Linked DNA regions of Homo sapiens: all the other regions are linked to region 1. Evidence: chromatin contacts called from ENCODE Hi-C or POLR2A ChIA-PET data. All regions are on one chromosome and are shown on one strand. The core of a region is the stretch at or near the end of the contact, and the rest is flanking DNA. Distances in the headings are between cores, read along the strand shown. Region 1 holds the start of TNRC6A (trinucleotide repeat containing adaptor 6A). Region 2 holds the start of COG7 (component of oligomeric golgi complex 7). Region 3 holds the start of GGA2 (golgi associated, gamma adaptin ear containing, ARF binding protein 2). Region 4 overlaps EARS2 (glutamyl-tRNA synthetase 2, mitochondrial). Region 5 holds the start of DCTN5 (dynactin subunit 5). Region 6 holds the start of PLK1 (polo like kinase 1).

What was found. Hi-C counts contacts between places; a loop is a spot of excess contacts on that map. ChIA-PET counts read pairs that join two places held with the same protein, here RNA polymerase II (POLR2A). Pooled maps may share reads with other maps.
Region 2: a loop to region 1 is called in a pooled map, with 6 times the contacts of the local background. The contact joins the promoter of COG7 here to the promoter of TNRC6A in region 1. A Hi-C loop is called at or near these places in 5 of 50 pooled maps. POLR2A ChIA-PET finds 5 or more read pairs at or near these places in 2 of 52 experiments (activated T-cell and naive thymus-derived CD8-positive, alpha-beta T cell).
Region 3: a pooled map shows a loop between it and region 1 (5-fold over the local background). The contact joins the promoter of GGA2 here to the promoter of TNRC6A in region 1. A Hi-C loop is called at or near these places in 1 of 37 single-sample maps with no recorded cell type and 4 of 50 pooled maps. POLR2A ChIA-PET finds 5 or more read pairs at or near these places in 1 of 52 experiments (T-cell).
Region 4: POLR2A ChIA-PET joins it to region 1 with 12 read pairs in Panc1. The contact joins the enhancer-like site here to the promoter of TNRC6A in region 1. POLR2A ChIA-PET finds 5 or more read pairs at or near these places in 2 of 52 experiments (Panc1 and T-cell).
Region 5: a pooled map shows a loop between it and region 1 (11-fold over the local background). The contact joins the promoter of DCTN5 here to the promoter of TNRC6A in region 1. A Hi-C loop is called at or near these places in 2 of 37 single-sample maps with no recorded cell type and 9 of 50 pooled maps. POLR2A ChIA-PET finds 5 or more read pairs at or near these places in 1 of 52 experiments (activated CD4-positive, alpha-beta T cell).
Region 6: a loop to region 1 is called in a pooled map, with 4 times the contacts of the local background. The contact joins the promoter of PLK1 here to the promoter of TNRC6A in region 1. A Hi-C loop is called at or near these places in 1 of 37 single-sample maps with no recorded cell type and 3 of 50 pooled maps. POLR2A ChIA-PET finds 5 or more read pairs at or near these places in 1 of 52 experiments (naive thymus-derived CD4-positive, alpha-beta T cell).

The regions. Positions count from the first base shown.
Region 1 is chr16:24,728,241-24,731,126 of GRCh38, reverse strand. It overlaps TNRC6A (trinucleotide repeat containing adaptor 6A), which reads right to left and starts at 1,476. Exons shown (of 25, transcript NM_014494.4): 1 at 1,281-1,476; 2 at 827-874. The coding sequence starts at 1,285. RefSeq lists a silencer at 1,138-1,447.
Region 2 is chr16:23,451,798-23,454,683 of GRCh38, reverse strand. COG7 (component of oligomeric golgi complex 7) reads left to right here and starts at 1,495. Exons shown (of 17, transcript NM_153603.4): 1 at 1,495-1,858. The coding sequence starts at 1,690. LOC124903667 (a long non-coding RNA gene) reads right to left here and starts at 1,941. Exons shown (of 2, transcript XR_007065030.1): 1 at 1,419-1,941. RefSeq lists enhancers at 1,166-1,215, 1,506-1,835.
Region 3 is chr16:23,508,954-23,511,839 of GRCh38, reverse strand. It overlaps GGA2 (golgi associated, gamma adaptin ear containing, ARF binding protein 2), which reads left to right and starts at 1,346. Exons shown (of 17, transcript NM_015044.4): 1 at 1,346-1,519. The coding sequence starts at 1,429. RefSeq lists silencers at 1,070-1,119, 1,190-1,419, 1,490-1,659.
Region 4 is chr16:23,537,326-23,540,211 of GRCh38, reverse strand. The region is part of intron 3 of EARS2 (glutamyl-tRNA synthetase 2, mitochondrial); the gene reads left to right. It also overlaps the pseudogene SUB1P4. Among named protein-coding and RNA genes, the nearest start is that of EARS2, 19 kb to the left of the region's middle. RefSeq lists enhancers at 1,310-1,604, 1,205-1,704, 1,705-2,206. Within about 2 kb of position 1,416, at least 4 of the 41 ENCODE cell types and tissues checked have a DNase peak (open chromatin) inside an H3K27ac peak, as active enhancers do.
Region 5 is chr16:23,640,216-23,643,101 of GRCh38, reverse strand. It overlaps DCTN5 (dynactin subunit 5), which reads right to left and starts at 1,636. Exons shown (of 6, transcript NM_032486.4): 1 at 1,512-1,636; 2 at 79-147. The coding sequence starts at 1,559. PALB2 (partner and localizer of BRCA2) reads left to right here and starts at 1,792. Exons shown (of 13, transcript NM_024675.4): 1 at 1,792-1,992. The coding sequence starts at 1,945. RefSeq lists an enhancer at 574-1,363 and a silencer at 2,491-2,725.
Region 6 is chr16:23,677,416-23,680,301 of GRCh38, reverse strand. PLK1 (polo like kinase 1) reads right to left here and starts at 1,413. Exons shown (of 10, transcript NM_005030.6): 1 at 962-1,413; 2 at 50-218. The coding sequence starts at 1,369. It overlaps DCTN5 (dynactin subunit 5), which reads right to left. Exons shown (of 6, transcript NM_032486.4): 6 at 2,830-2,886.

The DNA of each region.
Region 1 (2,886 bases), core at 227-2,726:
GGGGAATAAGAAAGGAAAAGACGGTAGGAAAGAAAATGAATGTGAAAAGGAGTTAAATACAGTACAATTCCTTGATGCTTAAGCAATTACAGCTCAATGAAGCTAAATATTTCCATTCCATAAAGACATCGTTTAAAAAAAAAAAAAAATTCTCCCTTCACGGTGATGCAAAAGCAGCAGGGCCCAACAGGAACGATAACCTCTTCTGGAGAAAAGATTTTTAATTATTTTACCAGCTGATAAAAAGAGCACACACCGAACATGGACAGAAATGGAGTTTCGAAGGAAAACAAAACGCAGCTTATGCTTGGTAAAGTTCAAGGACAAAACTGTGTCCAATGCAACAGAATCCGCCTGACTACAATGTATGGGGGGGGGGGGGGGGCGGGGGGGAATGCGAACACATAGTATCTTTTTATAAAAGCAACAATTTGAGCTACAAAGTAATAACGGGGAAGCCAAAACAGTTTGACAGCCCGCCATAAGGGCCGCCTCAATCATGAGTCACACAATGCCTGCAACCATTTACAATAGTAATTAATGCACAAGTCCCCTAATTAAATTCTAAAAGGGTGAGAATGCTTTAACTAAGTTTACAAGAATTGCTTTGCGCTTTTTTTTTTTTTTTTTAAAGAAAGAAACACACGCGTAATTACGCATCTCCCCGCAATCCCTCCAGTATTCCCCCAGGCCGCTTCTCCCGAATGTCTGCTCTCCGGGTGCGGAAGAAAATGTCACGGGGGAACTTCTCAACCCAGAAAAGGCGAATCGGAGTAGAAATATACGATTATCGTGGGGCGGGAGACGGAAAGCTCGCCCATCTTACCTGCTAAGATTTCTTTCTACGTCTTTGGTAGCTTTAGCTTCCAATTCTCTGAAACAAAAAAACAAAAACAAAAACAAAACAAAAACACACACACAAAAACGAGATGCGCGTGAAAACGGAGCTGCTGCGGCAGAGGCTCGCGCCGGGGCCGGATGGGGGAGGGGAGAGGACGGGGGGAGGGGGACTCACAAAGCTGCGGGGCTGCAGCCCGGACTGCGGTCCCGCGGCGCGGGCGAGGCGCAACCCCGGCCTGGCCCCCGCGGCGCGGCGCAGCGAGGCTCCCCCGGGCCGCCCGCTCGGCCTCCGCAGCAACGCAGCCTGCGCCCTCCCGCCGAGGCCCGAAGTCTCGGGGACGCCCGGCGCCGCCGCCTCTGCTGCCGCCGCCGCGGGTTGCGGGCCCTGCGGCAGCGCCCGCGGCTCCTCCCGCCCGGAGGGAGGCCCTTGTTCCGCTCACCTCATGTGTGTAAAGTGCACGAGCAAGTGGGGCGCGGCGAAGGAGGCTCGCGAGCCTCAAGCCCTCCGCAGCGCCGCGGGGAGAGGCCCGAGCCGCTGCACCAGCGCCATTTTCTACACCGACCCGCTGCCGCCGCCGCCGCCGCCGCCGCCGCCGCCGCCGACACCGCCGCCGCCGCAGGCCCCAGACCGGAAGTGAATGCCCCACTCGGCAACCCCTTCCGGGGGCGCCACGGCCACTGGCCCCCAAGATGGAGGCCCTAGCAACTGGACCCGCAGATTGGGCAGGTCCTTGGCAACCGCCCCGGCGTGTCACGCTGCACCCAGCCGGACCTCCCTGGAGGTCACAGCCTCCGAGGCGCCCCGCGGAGTGGCTGGGGGGGCCTGCGGAGTCCCGAGTCCAACCTTTTTCGGTGCGGCCGGCTCCGGTCTGACCGAGGAGGGGAGTCCCTCCCCTCCTCCTCCTTCTTTGCTGCGACACAAGTTTCCTACCCGCCGCCCGGCCCCTCCCCCACTGACACACGCCAAAAAAAAAAAAAAAAAAAATTGCCTAAAACGCAAATTTTACCCCAACTGCAGCCTGATGAGCCCGCGCGGCTTTTGAATTCAGCCACTTCTAATTATTTTTGACCTTGGGCCAGTTATTTAACCTCTCTGCTTCTCTGTTCCTCCTCAGGTAAAGAATGCATACCTGAGGCGGGTTGTGAGGCTTAAAAGCGATTTTTATCCACCGACCTTTGACTCAGCAGTTCCGCCTGCACGGATTTTCTGCTCAGGAAATAATTCTGGGTATCTGCAAATATTTCACCTTCGAGATACTAAGCTGTGGTATTGATGATGGTGAAAAATTGCAAACAGCCAAAATGTCCAGCGCTACTAGATGGCTTCAAAAACAGCTACTGGCATGTATTAGGACACTGTAAAAATGATGTGGAGGAATAATCCCGGCATGGAGGAAATGGTTGCAATAGAATAAATGAAAAAGCAGGTTCCAACGTAGCTCACACAGTAAGAAACATCTTAGTGTAGACACAGTAAGATACATACATGTAGATAGACTAAGATATGTATATATGTAGACACAGATGCATATGTGTACATTAAAAGTATACATACATACCTACATGTAGATACAATAAGACATACATATCTGCAGGTAGATACAACAATACACATACATGTAGATACAGTAAGATACATATTTTCACTTGCGTGTGTTCTTTCCAACCTCTCATCAAGCTTTTTCTTCTAATTTAAAGATAATTCCTCCTCTGTGCTTAAAATCTATAACCTTTACTTTCTCAGAAACCCCACTCTGTGGATCATCCCATTCTCCTTTTTCTAACCTAAGTTCTTCAACTGGCTTTTTTTTTTATTTTTTTATTATATTATCATTTTTTTTAGGCGGAGTCTCGCTCTGTCTCCCAGGCTGGAGTGCAGTGGCGCGATCTCCGTTCACCGCAACCTCCGCCTCCCGAGTTCAAGCAATTCTCCTGCCTTAGCCTCCCAAGTAGCTGGGATTACAGACACGCACCACTGCGCCTAGCTATTTTTGTATTTTTAGTAATGACGGGGTTTCGTCATGTTGGCCAGGCTGGTCTTGAACT
Region 2 (2,886 bases), core at 246-2,745, 1.3 Mb after region 1:
CTCCCCTCGTCTCCCCTCCCTGCATTGCTCCCCTCCTCTCTCCTTCCCTCCTCTCCCCTCCCCCCAAATAACTGGGACTCCTAGCAGAAGGGTTACCCCAGTTAAAACCTACTCAACCCAGAAGAATGAGACAAACCAAGGGAGATGCCAATGAAAAACGAGTGACTATCAGGCCTGGAGATGGCAGCCAGCCACTCATACCCCAATGGCAGGCCAACCTGGAAAACTGTCCCCTGTAGGGTTTCCAAGGATGACATCTTGTCCTCCCCCTTGGGTTGGTCCCACTCTTGAAACAACATAAAAACTTAGAACCTAAAGAATACCCTCATACCTTCCCCTACCTTTTCTTCTTTTCTTTTCGAGACAGGGTCTCGCTCTGTCACCCAGGCTGGAGTGCAGTGGCGTGATCACAGCTCACTGCAGCCTCGACCTCCTGGGCTCAGGCAATCCTCTCACCCCAGCCTCTCGAGTAGCTGAGACTACAGGTGTGCGCCACCACACTCAGCTAATTTTTAATTTTTTTGCAGAGACGGGGTCTTCCTATGTTGCCCAGGCTGAGAAATTGTTTGTGATTATGGGTTATGCACAGATTTCTCAGCCGCAACACCAAAAGCATGATCCATAAAAAAAGGTGATAAGGAACTTAACAAACTTTAAAAGGTCTGCACCTCAAAACACATCATTAAGAAAATAATTAGTTAGGCCAGGCGCGGTGACTCACGCCTGTGATCCCAACACTTTGGGAGGCCGAGGCAGGCGGATCACCTGAGGTTGGGAGTTTGAGGCCAGCCTGGCCAGCGTGGTGAAACCCCATCTCTACTAATAATACAAAAAGTAGCCGGGCGTGGTGGCACGCGCCTGTAATCCCAGCTACTCGGGAGGCTGAGGCAAGACACTCGCTTGAACCTGGGAGGCGGAGGTTGCAGTGAGCCGAGATCGCGTCACTTCGCTCCAACCTGGGCGACAGAGCAAGACTCCGTCTCAGAAAAAAATAAAGAAAGAAAGAAAAAGAAAGAAATAGCCGGGCGTGTTGTCGCGCGCCTGTAGTCCCAGCTACTCTGGAGGCTGAGGTGGGAGGATCGCTGGAGCCCAGAAATTTGAGGCTGCAGTGAGCTGAGATCGTTCAATTGCCCAGGAATTTGAGGCTGTAGTGAGCAGAGATCGTTCAATTGCACTCCATTGCTGCCCACTGCGCTCCACTGTTGCCCAGGCTGTCCTAGAACTCCTGGCCTCAAGCGATTCTCCCGCGTCAGCTTCCTAAAGAGCTGGGATTACAGGCGCGAGCCACCGCGTAAATGCGCTAATGTATGTCAGGGCTTTATAGTAAGCATATAGTTTAGTCCTCGGCAAATGTTAGCAGACATGGGATATTTGTCGGTGCCGGGAGCTCTCAGTCCGGGGCGTTTTCCCACACCCACCTCTGCTCAGCGCTCCGGACGCCTGCAGTCACTATGGTAACGGCCAACGACTTCCGGAAGAAGAACGGCGGGCGGCGAGGGTCATTCCCAGCCGCAAACTGAGTGCGCTGAGCGGGGAAGCGCAAAGGGGCAAGTTACCCGTCCTGGCGTTTCTGGGGTTCGCCTCGGAGGCTAGCCTCGGTGCTCTCGCAGGCTCGCTCGCTTCTGCATCCCCGTTGCCGCCCGGAGCCAACTCTTAAGTTCTGGACGCCAGGCCTGAGGCAGTTCCGCCATGGACTTCTCCAAGTTCCTGGCAGACGACTTCGACGTGAAGGAGTGGATCAATGCGGCCTTCAGGGCCGGCTCCAAGGAGGCGGCGTCCGGGAAGGCGGATGGCCACGCAGCCACCCTGGTGATGAAGCTGCAGCTGTTCATCCAAGAGGTGAACCACGCCGTGGAGGGTGAGCCGCTCGGGGCCCTGGCCGCGGGACCCTCCCCTGCTCTCGGCTGGGCAGAGGTCACCGAACTTGCGTGAGGCACTCAGGTGGGCGGGGCACGCATGGACAGCAAATACCCTCGGCAAAAGAGCAAGCCCCGAACTCCTGATCACGTCAGCGGGAGTCTCAGCTGGGTGCCGGGCTGTCTTGAACACTTGCTAATTTTGGGTGTTGTTTTTCCTCCTCTGGCTGGGCTATAAGTTTCCTTTTTCTTTTCTTTCTTTCTCTTTGTTTTTTCTTTTGAAACAGGGTCTCTCTACAGTGGCTCGATCATAGCTCACTGCAGCCTCGAACTCCTGCACTCAAGCGATCCTCTCGCCTCTCGAGTCGCTAGGACTACAGGCGCGAGCCACCGCGCCCCACAAATTCTGTTTAAAAAAAAAATTGTAGAGATGGGATCTCACTGTGTTGCCAGGCTGGTCTCAAATTCAAATTCCTGGGCATAATGGGTTTTCCAGTCTTGGCCTCCCAAAGTACTGTGATTATACCTGTGAGCCACCACATCTGGCCTGAAGTTTCCTTTTGGAACTTAAAAGAGTGGATCTTATTGCAGTAGCTCTTCTCTAAATAATTCAATAGCAGATCTCTGGGATTCCCTTTTTATTATTATCCATAGGCACTGGAAGACAAGATGGATCTTTTTAAATGCTAGAAGTTTTAACCAGTTCTTAACATGTCTTTGTTGAGGCACCTTCCAGAATATAAGATAAAACAACTCCAGTTTCTGTTATAGTGACTTGAATCTCAGAGTCAAGAGCCCAGTGTCAAAGAAAATTGGCTTTGACTTTTTGTAATCTAGGAGCACGAGTCTGTGAGGTGTTTATTCAAAGAGTTAAAGAGCCTGTTTTGTACCAAACAATAAACTGTAAAAAGAAAAAAAAAGTGAATTTTGAGAGTATGAAAGAATAGCCAACAGATCCATATATCTGGAAAAAACGTATTATAGTATAGGTATAAGAGAATGACACAGATCTAGAAAACATTGTTTTAGT
Region 3 (2,886 bases), core at 97-2,596, 1.2 Mb after region 1:
TGCCCTTCTTTGACTTCACTTTTGGATTGATTATAACATCTGCTTGGTTCCCTCATGTAATTAAATAAAATATTTAACACGTATTCATTTCATAATTATGATAATCATGACATACTTTTTTGGGAAAATTATCTTTTAACAGAATAAGCAAGTAAATAATACATCGATGGTGTACTGTGTGATGCAGAAAATAAAGCAGAGTATTGAGGAATGCAGGACATGTTAGTTTAGAAGTGTTCCAGGAAACCAGGGAGGTGGAGGTTGCAATGAGCCGAGATAGCACCACTGCACTCCAGCCTGGGCGACAGAGCGAGACTCCATCTGAAAAAAAAAAAAAGTGTTCCAGGAAAACCCTTCTGTGAATAAAAATGCAAGCACATAGGCCGGGCGTGGTGGCTCACCCCTGTAATCCCAGCACTTTGGGAGGGCGAAGCGGGCAGATCACGAGGTCAGGAGTTCGAGACCAGCCTGGCCAACATAGTGAACCCTCGTTTCTACTAAAAATACAAAAAAAAAAAAAATAGCTGGGTGTGGTGGCATGCACCTGTAGTCCCAGCTACTCGGGACGCTGAGGCAGGAGAATCGCTTGAACCCAGGAAGTGGAGGTTGCAGTGAGCCGAGATGGCACCCCTGCACTCCAGCCTAGGCGACAGAGTGAGACTCCGTCTCAAAAAAAGAAAAAAAGAAAAATAAAAAATAAATGCAAGCACTTTGGGAAGTCGAGGTAAGAGGATCTTGTAGCCCAGGAGTTCGAGACCACCCGGGCAACATGGTGAAACCCAGTCTCTAACACACACACACACACACACACACACACACACACGGTGAAACCCAGTCTCTAACACCAGGAGTTCGAGACCACCCGGGCAACATGGTGAAACCCAGTCTCTAACACACACACACACACACACACACACACACACACACACACACGGTGAAACCCAGTCTCTAACACACACACACACACACGCCAGGCGTGGTGGTGCCCTCCCCTAGTCCCAGCTCCTCCGGAGACTGAAGCGGGAGGATCGCTTGAGCCTAGGAGGTGGAGGCTGCAGTGAGCCGTGATCGCGCCATTGGACTCCAGCCTGAGTGACAGAGCAAGACCCCGTCTCTTAAAAAATAAAAATGCTAAAAGAATTATTCGTGTTCTTCTGAAAATCAAATTTAACTGGGCGTCTTGTATTTTATCTGGCAACCGTACGGTGAGTGGTCTTAGAAGACCAGCGCTGGGTGGAGGGATCTGGACTAAGAAATGTTCCGGCCGGTCCCGCGTGGAGGGGGGGCCTGGGGTGGGCGTGGCGCCAGCGGCCCCGCCCCGTCACGTGTCCACCGCTCCTGCCGCGCAGTCAGCAGAGGAGAGCGCCAGGACGCTACAGCGGCTGAAGAGGCAGTGGCGCCCGCGGCCGCAGCGTCGGGGCTGGAGCGATGGCGGCGACCGCGGTGGCGGCGGCTGTGGCGGGAACCGAGTCGGCCCAGGGTCCCCCGGGCCCGGCAGCGTCGCTGGAGCTGTGGCTCAGTGAGTAGCCTGGCAGGCCTTCGGCGCAGCCGCTGCGCCGCACGTGAGGCCTCGCTTCCCGCCTCCCGGGGCCTTGCTTCGGGGCGGGCGGCCGCAGGGGAGGCCGGCGGCCGGGTAGGGGGCCTGGGCCCGGCGCGGTGGGGAAGATCGCCCAGGGGTCCCCCGAGAGGAGCCCCAAGCATCCGCCGGGGCAGCGGCCCCCTTCTGAGCTCTGCCCCTCCCCCTCCGCCCACCCCCCAACTTAGCAGCAGCACAGGACCCCGACCCCCACCCCAATGGCTACGTGACCTGCGCTTTCCCCTGCGCCAGGCACTGTGCTCACAGCGGCTTAGTCCTGCTTAATCCTCATTCCCACCCCGAGCTGGCTTCTATTATTAACCCCACTACGGAAGCGGGGACCTTGAGGCTTAAGGAGACGCAGTCGTGCAAGACATGCAGTCTGTTTGGGGCTGAGAAAGATCTCTATCTGGCTACCGCGTCAAAAAGAAATTTTTTACCTTTTGTGTTTACTTTGGCCAGACTTTTTTTTTTAAACACACACACACGTGTGTGTGTGTGTGCGTATATATATATATGTGTGTTTTTTTTTTCCTTTAAGAGACGGGGTCTCATTATGTTACCCTGGTTGGGCTCAAACCCTTTGGCCAGAATTCTTCTGCATGTCTCCTGTAAGCTTCACAGTCATCTTAGGGGTTATTATTATCTCCGTTTTACCAATGAGGGATTGAGGTTCAAAGGGGATAAAGAATATTCCCCTTGTACCCAGCTCTGCTAGGTGCCAGGAACACTGAGATGCATAACACAGGGTCCTTGCTCACCAAAACATTTTTTAGTGGGTACAAGCCGGCAGTCACATCACCTTACTAACGGGATTGGCGAGGAGGAGGAGGGCGTTCGTTTCACCTGTGGTGGTAGGAGTTGGTTTACCTGGGGGTCGTCACAGCCGACCGCATTCCAGGCAGAAGAAACTGCGTGTGCAAAAGCTGGGGACAAGAGAATGTGGAGCACTCCGGGAACAAGTAGGTCAGTCCGCTGGAGTGCAAGCCTAAAGCTCAGGAATCCGGGAAAGGGGCTGCACGGCTAATTGGGGCGAGATCTTCAAGAGCCTTGTGTGCTGCAGAAAGGAGTTTATGTTTTATCCGAGGGCGGGGTTGCTGTTTGGGAGTTTTCAGCCGGAGAATCTGATCAAGGAAGCCTGTTAAAGGCGTCACTTGCAGCCATATGGTGCTAAATTGGGCGGAGAGGGTGAGACTTCAGGCAGGGAGAGCGGCTAAAAAGCTCTTTTGGTGGTGGTTGGGGGCCGCAGGAGGACTAAGGCAGTGGGGAGAGGGAGAAGCAATGAGCAGGCGTAGTCAGCAGCCTCGGTG
Region 4 (2,886 bases), core at 167-2,666, 1.2 Mb after region 1:
TAGCTGTGACCACAGCCATGTACCACCACACACAGAGTGTTATGTTTTGTTTTGTTTTGAGATGGGGTCTCACTCTGTCACCCAGATTGGAGTGCAGTGGTGTGATATTGGCTCAAGGCAACTTCTGCCTCCTGGGCTCAAGCAGTCCTCTCATCTCAGCCTCCCAAACAGCTGGAACCACAGGTGTGTGCCGCCATGCCCGGCAAATTTTTTTTGTATTTTTTGGTAGAGACGGGGTTTCTCCGTGTTGCCTAGGCTGGTCTCAAACTCCTGAGCATAGGAGATCCACCCACCTCAGCCTCCCAAAGTGCTGGGATTATAGGTGTGAGCCATCATGCCCGGCTGGCACACAGCTAGTTTTTAAATTTTTGTAGAGATGGAATTCCCCTATTTTGCCCAGGCTGGTATGAAACTCAAGCGATCTTCCCACCTCAGCTTCCCAAAGTGCTGGGATTATAGGCATGAGCCACCATGCCTGGCCAACAGATTTTTTTTTTTTGTTAAATTATAGTCATGCCCTGTTGTGGAATCCTTGCAGCCATTTATTTATTTATTTATTTTAAGCTTTCAGGATTTGTATTAAATCCTAGTCTAATTTAACGGTATCTGATGTTACACACATCATCTCATGGTGAACGTGTTTAATAAGCGAAAGCAAATCAGACAGCTTATCTAAGTCGTTATTTTTTGTGGACTAAACAGTAAGGTAACAACTACCCAGAACCCTATGGGTCATGATGGACACTTGCTCAGTTTTCATACAAGCTGTGTTGGTTATCAAAGTATATCTGCTAATATTTAATAAAGTGAAATGTCATTGGGGTGGAAAAGTCAAGCCTAGACATTTGGTTGGAAAAGAACAGATCAAGTATGGATTTCACAAACCAAAAGTTTATAAACTCAATGCAATACAAGTCCTTTCTATTGTAAAAGCTTAGTTGAAACTAAAAGATCTGTAAAAACTATTACTTTGGGCCTTAAACAGTACTAGCTCTTATGAGCAAAAAAAGGACACAACTGCAGCCTGGGCAACGTGGTGAAACCCTATCTATATTAAAGTACAAAAATTAGCTGGGCTTGGTGGTGTGTGCCCATAATCTCAGCTACTTAGGAGGCTGAGGCAGGAGAATCAGCTGAACTAGGGAGATGGAGGTTGCAGTGAGCTGAGATTGTGCCACTGCACTCCAGCCTGGGAGACAGAATGAGACCCTGTCTCAAAAAAAAAAAAAAAAAAAAAAGGAGGGGGGCCATAACTGTTGAGAATGTATTACTTGGTTTTATTTTACATTAGGTGGTAGGTACAAAGCAATCCTTCTTAATAAAGCTGACAGTTAGCTTCCCTTAGGACTTTTTTTTCCAGACAGGGTCTTGCTGTGTCACCCAGGCTGGAGCGATGCAATCATGACTCACCACAGCCTTGACTTCCTGGGCTCAAGCAATCCTGCTTCAGTCTCCCAAGTGGGTGGAACTACACACATGTACCCACCATGCCCGGCTAATTCTTTTTTTTTCTTAAATTTCTAGTAGAGACAAGGTCTCGTTACCCAGGTTGGTTTTGAACTCCTGGGCTCAAGCAGTTCTCCTGCCTTGTCCTCCCGAAATGCTGGGATTACAGGAGTGAGCCACCGCACTTGGACAGAACATATTCAATAATGCACATTTAAAACAAGTATTCATCTTACAAGTTGTTCTGTAATCCAAACATATGACAGCTTGGAGAACAACATTTAGAAAACAGAAGCCAATGTAAAAAGACAGATTAATACAACTAGAAGCCAGGCACGGTGGCTCACGCCTGTAATCCCAGCACTTTGGGAGGCTGAGGTAGGCAGATCACCTGAGGTCAGGAATTCGAGACCAGCTTGGCCAACGTGGTGAAACCCCATCTCTGCTGAAATTAGCTGGGCATGGTGGCGTGCACCTGTAATCCCAGCTACTTGGGAGCCTGGGAGGCAGAGGCTACAGTGAGCCAAGATCACGCCGCTGCACTCCAGCCTGGGTGACAGAGCGAGACTCCATCTCAAAACAAAAAACAAAAAAACCCAACTAGGATAGTGTAGGTTTTGTATGGCTCAGACTTTACAGTTTTCTTACTGCATCATCAATGTATCGATTAGAATATCTGTTCCAGCTAGGTGCGGTGGCTCATGCCTGTAATCCCAGCACTTTGGGAGGCCAAGGTGGGCAGATTGCTAGAGCCCAGCCTTCGCAACATGGTGAGCCCCCATTTCTACTAAAAAAAATACAAAAATTAGCCAGGCATGGTGGTGCACGCCTGTAGTCCCAGCTACTTGGGAGGCTGAGGTGGGAGAATCACTTTACCCTTGGGAATGTCTAGGCTGCAGTGAGCTGTGATCACTCTACTGTACTCCAGCCTGGGTGACAGAGTGAGACCCTGACTCAAAAAAAAAAAAAAAGAAAGAAAAAGAAAAGAAAAGAAAGAAACCCTGTCTCTACTAAAAATACAAAAAATTAGCTGGGTATAGTCGTGCATACCTGTAGTCCTAGCTGCTCGGGAGGCTGAGATGAGAGAATCACATGAGCCCAGGAAGTCAAGACTGCAGTGAGCCATGATTGCACCACTGCATTCCAGCCTGATCAACGAGAGTGAGACCTTGTCCCCTGTCTCAGTAAATGAATGAATGAATGAATGTTTCTTCAGCTGGCCCCATTGCTGTGGATTTAAAGAAATACCTTTTCTTCCTGGTTTTATTTAACCTTTGAGATCCATCCAATAATCTCTAATACCATCAATTAGCACTTCCCCTTTAACATCCCAAACACTAAGGTACCTCATTTTCCCAATCTGAAACATGTTATCAGCTGAGTACAGTGGCCTGTAATCTAATCACAGCACTTTGGGAGGCTGAGGAGGGTGGATCACTT
Region 5 (2,886 bases), core at 387-2,886, 1.1 Mb after region 1:
TTTTATCTGCCCTGCTGTGGTGACAATTAGCAGAACGCAAGCTAAGGTTTGCAGCCTGGAGCTGGCTTTGTCCCTTACCTTGCCATTGAGAACGATGTTCTGGCTTCCACACAACACTGACTGGCGACTGACTTTGTTCCCAGATGCCTAAAAGAAAACAACGGAAAACCGGGGAAAGCAAACTTAATAGGTTTCTGGACTACAGGTTTCCATCAAGAAAGCTCCCATTTGAGAGAAAAAAACATAAAGTGGGGTGCTGTCCACAATGGAGTGAGTCCAGGATATCAAAAAAGCAATGATGGATTAGGAAACTATGGCTGAGTATGGTGGCTCATGCCTGTAATCTCAGCACTTTGAGAGGCTGAGGCAGACGGATCCCTTGAGGACAGGAGCTCAAGACCAGCCTAGGCAACATAGTGAGACCCCTTCTCAACAAAAAAAAAATTTTTTAATTAGCCGGGCATGGTGGCGCGTGTCTGTAGTCCCAGCTCCTCAGAAGGCTGAGGCTAGAGGATCGCTTGAGCCTGGAAGGCCGAGGCTGCAATGAGCTGTGATTGTGCCACTGCACTCCAGCCTGGGCAACAGAGTGAGAACCTGTCTCAAAAAATAAAAACACAAAGGAAACTAGGGACTCAAGGAATAAACTCATAATTTGAATGTCTATAGCTTGGTGGCATCAGACAGACGCGGATTCAAATCCCACTTCCACGCGTGGGCTTTACGGCCTTAAAACGAGGATAATGACTATGAGTATCAGAGTTGTGAGAAAGCAAAGAAAACCAAAATAACGATAGTAACGTTAATTGACCACTTGCCCTGTTTCCAAGATTTTACAAACATATCATGTACTGATCATAAAGAACCAAATCGGCAGGGTGCGGTGGCTCACGCCTGTAATGCCAGCACTTTGGGAGGCCGAGGCGGGTCGATCACCTGAGGTCAAGAGTTAGGGACCTGCCTGGCCAACACGGTGAAACCCCGTCTCTACCAAAAAATACAAAAATTAGCCGGGCGTGGTGGCGGGCGCCTGTAATCCCAGCTACTCGAGACGCTGAGGCAGGAGAATCGCTTGAACCCGGGAGGCGGAGGTTGCAGTGAGCAGAGATCGCGCCGCGGCCCTCAGGACTGGGCGACAGAGTCTCCGCCCCCCAACCCCCTTCCTCAAAAAAAAAGAACCGAATCGTTTTTAGCGCAAGTTAACAGATACAAAAGGCAGTGTAAAAGGGCCCGAAGTCCGAGCTGTAATTCGTATGAACAGGATGGGACTTGTCCTATCCTCCCGAAGGCACTTTACCCCTATGAGAAAATCAGGAATAAATACAAAAGGCCTCAACTGGCCAAGCGCGGAGTAAACAGCAAAGCCAGACGGTACACGGGGCATCGCTAGATAATCCGGGACTAATGGCCAAAGGGACAGGGGTTGGTGGGGTAGGGGCAGGTTGGGAACGCCGACCAGGCCTCAAAGGGACGCAGGGTTGGAAAGAGGAGGATACATATCTGGACCCGCGCACCGTCTCGATGTACTCAGACTTGTTGTAGAGCAGCTCGCCCAACTCCATGGCCGCCGCCTCCTTCCCTCAGCCCCGGATCCTGTCAGAGTCAGTCGGTCAGTCTTTCAGAGATTCCGGCTACTTCCGGCCGCTCCTCCACTTCCGCTCCAGGTGGCCCACTGGGACTCATCGACAGCGCGGCTCTCCTTTAGGCGGCCTCGCTCCACTGCTCGGCCGTCTACGGCTGCGCGTGCGCAGGCCGAATGGTGGATTTAATTGGCCGGAGTTTAGGGCGCGCTTGGCCCGCGTGGGTCAGCTGATCGCGCACTGAGGGTGCGATCCCGGGCTCCCCATTCCTTCCTGGGGCGCCTCCCCGGCCCAGGGCCAACTGGGTCCCGGTGTCGGCAGGCCTGGGGTCGGCGACGGCTGCTCTTTTCGTTCTGTCGCCTGCCCGATGGACGAGCCTCCCGGGAAGCCCCTCAGCTGTGAGGAGAAGGAAAAGGTGCCGGGGGTGCGGGAAGGGCGGACGCAGGACTCTGACCCCGCTTTCCCAGGGTTTTAGGCCTGGCTTTGTGTCCTCGGCAGTCCGAGGGCAGCAGTATCATCTGACCACCCCCTCCTCTTAGGGCTGAGGGGGCACAGAAAATGAAAATGTGGAAATAGCGTGGTGCTCACGTGGTGGCGTTTAAAGAACAAATTTCATTACAGTAGCAGCGCATTAATACAATGTGTAACAGTTTGTAGATAAAGCTGTATCGACACCCTTGCTCCTCCCCCCTCCCACACCCTCAATCTTTACTTCTCCCCCCGGACGGCCTCAAGTAAATCTTTTAAGTCTGGTACTTCCAGGTCCTTTCGTGTGTTAATGTGGGTGGTGGAGGAGGGGCGTATCCCTAACCACCAAAAAGGAATCCTATGTATATTTTTTGGAGAAGGGAATGTTCATAAATGGTATGATCTGAATGGTTCTGCAGGTTCCGTTTAGCTTTCCTGTCAGGACATGTTTATCTACCTTGCTTTCTTTTTTAAGTTCTAGACAGTATGTTGTAGTTTGGAAGTGCCCTCGTTTTGTTTCTTTTTTCTTCCTTTTCTGTTTTTCTTCTTTTTTGAGACAGAGTCTCACTCTGCCACCCATGCTGGGGTGCAGTGGCGCGATCTCGGCTCACTGCAACCTCCGCTTCCTGGGATCAAGCGACTCTCCTGCCTCAGCCTCCCGAGTAGCTGGGATTACACGAACCCGCCACTGCACCTGGCCTTGGAAGTGCCCTTGCTTCTTTAGACTGTACTTTACTGATAGACTTTTAGGATGTTTCCAGCTTGTGCTGATGTTATTCTTATCCTGGCTTACCTTCTGGTGGAGGTGAGAAAGATCATTTATAAGTAAACAAGATAATCC
Region 6 (2,886 bases), core at 164-2,663, 1.1 Mb after region 1:
CCAGCCTCTTGTAGTGATGTCAAGCACCCCTGCAGGCTCAGCAACTCACCTATTTTCACCTCCAGATCTTCATTCAGGAAAAGGTTGCCCAGCTTGAGGTCTCGATGAATAACTCGGTTTCGGTGCAGGTACTGGCAGCCAAGCACAATTTGCCGTAGGTAGTATCGGGCCTCAGGCTCAGTCAGGGCTTTCCTCCTCTTGTGCAGCTCCAGGAGAGACTGTGGGTGGGAAGGAGAGGGCAGGAGGGATGGGGAGGTGGATTGAGGCCGGTGGGGAAGGGAGAGGGTTACCAGGCAAAGGAAGCACAGGACTGGACTCTGGACTCCCAAGGGATGAAAGAGGGGTCTTGGTGGGTTTCTCTCCTTCCCTATGCCCCCACCCCATTCCTTCTCCAGCACAGCGGCATCTGGACCCTGCCTTAACACTGTCCACAACCATTCGCAGCACCCCTTCTCCTACTAGCTTCCCCCCTTACCTGGGGGTCCTCTCTCAGCCCCACTCCGGAAGCTCCGAGTCCCCAGCACCAGATCCCTTTCCTGACTCGTATCTCCCCCGGAAGGCCCGAAGTCTGGCTCCAACTACCCCCCCACTGACCCAGCTCCACCCCAGAAGCTCCCAGGGCGCGGCATCACTAACCTGGGACTCCTCCCTGGGTACTCCAGGGCCCTAGCGTCCATTACCAGCACCCCTCCCCCCAGCACCTCGCGTCCAGAAGCTGACTTCCCTATCAGCAACATGACTCAGACTCCACTTCACTGGAACCCCCTCCTCTAGCAGCTCCCAGAGCCAAGAAGCCCTTACCAAAGACACTTTCCATACGTAAGCGGGAGGCTCCCAGCACCCTTCTCTAGCAGCTCCAAGTCCCAGGCTCTCCCTTGCTGGGTACTCTTTCCAGCAGCTCCAGGTCTGGGCGCTCCAACTGCCCCGCAGGCAGTTCCAGTTCCCCAGCAGCGACACTCACCCTCCGGCGGCAGAGCTCCAACACCACGAACACGAAGTCGTTGTCCTCGAAAAAGCCGTGGAATCCTACGACGTGCTGGTGGGCGAGGCTGCGGTGAATGGATATTTCCATGGACATCTTCTCCCTCTGGTGCGGCTTGAGCAGCAGAGACTTAGGCACAATCTTGCCCGCGAACACCTCCTTGGTGTCCGCGTCCGAGATCTCGAAGCACTTGGCAAAGCCGCCCTTGCCCAAAAAGCGGCCCCGCACATAGCGCCGCCGGCTGCGTGGGTCCACTAGGACCTCCGGGATCTCTTTCGCCGGTGGAGCCGCCGCCGGAGCTCCGGGAGCTGCAACTCCGGGGACCCCGGCTTTCCCAGGGTCGGCCGGTGCCCGTGCCAGCTTCCCTGCAGTCACTGCAGCACTCATGCTCCCGAAGCTGCGCTGCAGACCTCGATCCGAGCAGAGCCTCCGCACCGCTCCGCTCCTCCCCGAATTCAAACGCGGCGCTGGGAACGTTACAAAAGCCTGCGCGCCACTGATTGGCCGCGGGGATTTAAAATCCAAACCCGCCCGCCGCGCGGCACCATGGGAGCGCCCTGCGCAGCAGCAGCCTTTAAACCCGGACCCAGCCGGGGAAAACCTGATTGACACGGACGCCCGAACACGTGGGATAGCCTGGGAAACCAAACCCGGCGTGGATGCGGAGACCCAGCCCCGAGAGAGGAGGAATTCCTTCGGGGTTTCTCCCTTTCTCGGGCGTCCGGGAAAGCTCCTGCGGTTCACTTGCGCCTCCTCCAGGAAGCTTTTACTTAAATCTTCCTCTACCTCGGGGCCAGGGAACAGTAGCATCGCCATCACCTGAGAGCTTGTTAGAACCGCAAAGGCAAACGTTCAGGCCCTACCCCAGACCTCCCGAGTCAGTGTCCGCCTCTCAACAAGACTGCTCAGGTGATTCCTACACATCCTGAAGTTGGAGAAGCACAGTACCAGAGCCCCCCATGATGCAACGAAGCTGTCTGGCCTCCTCGCTACTGAATTTCCCAGGGCCTAAAATAGTGGACACTCAGTTTCTTGGTCAGAGGGAGGGAAGGTTGGAAGAATGCCTAGCAAACTGGCAGGTCATAGCCAAATGTGTCTTGCGGGGTTTTGTTTGGCCTCCCCCCACGCCTTTTTTTTGTGTGTGTGACGGAATCTTGCTCTGTCGCCCAGGCTGGAGTGCAGTGGCACGATCTCAGCTCACTGCAACCTCTGCTTCCCGGGTTCAAGCAATCCTCCCGCCTCGGCCTCCCTAGCAGCTGGAATTACAAGCATGCACCACCATGCCCGGCTAATTTTTGTAATTTTAGTAGAGAAGAGGTTTCACCATGTTGGCCAGGCTGGTCTTGAACTCCTGACCTCAAGTGATCTGCCCCTCGGCCTCCCAAATGCTGGGATTACAGGCGTGAGCCACCGCGCCCCGCCATTGTAAAACATTTACAGCATTTAAAAGAGGAGCTCATAAAAGTTGGGATTTGTGGCCTTTCCTGAAAAAAATCAGCTCTAGCTACTTACTCTGTGCCTACATGCTTTCAGTTTGCCACAGTTTACAGCTACACCCGTTTGTTCTGTAGGTACTTGAGTGGCAACCCTGGAACAGTAAAATACCCACGTTAAAAGCTCTTTCTCTGTGCCTCCTTAGCACCCTCTGATCCTTCATAGAGCCCAGCAAAAATCAACCATACTATAAGCATCCTTCACCTGCCTTGCAGCTAAGCTGAAGGACAATGAGGACAATGATGCCGTCCTTTCTACCCCATGTCCCAAGCTCCCAGAGCAGTGCTTGGTAAAAAAAAAAGGGTACTTACTAAAATGTTGGCTGAATAAAAGGAAGACTTTGAAAAATTAAGTTATTTTGTACCCCTATAGTGTGAATTCTTTTTATTGAAATTTAATACACTTACAGA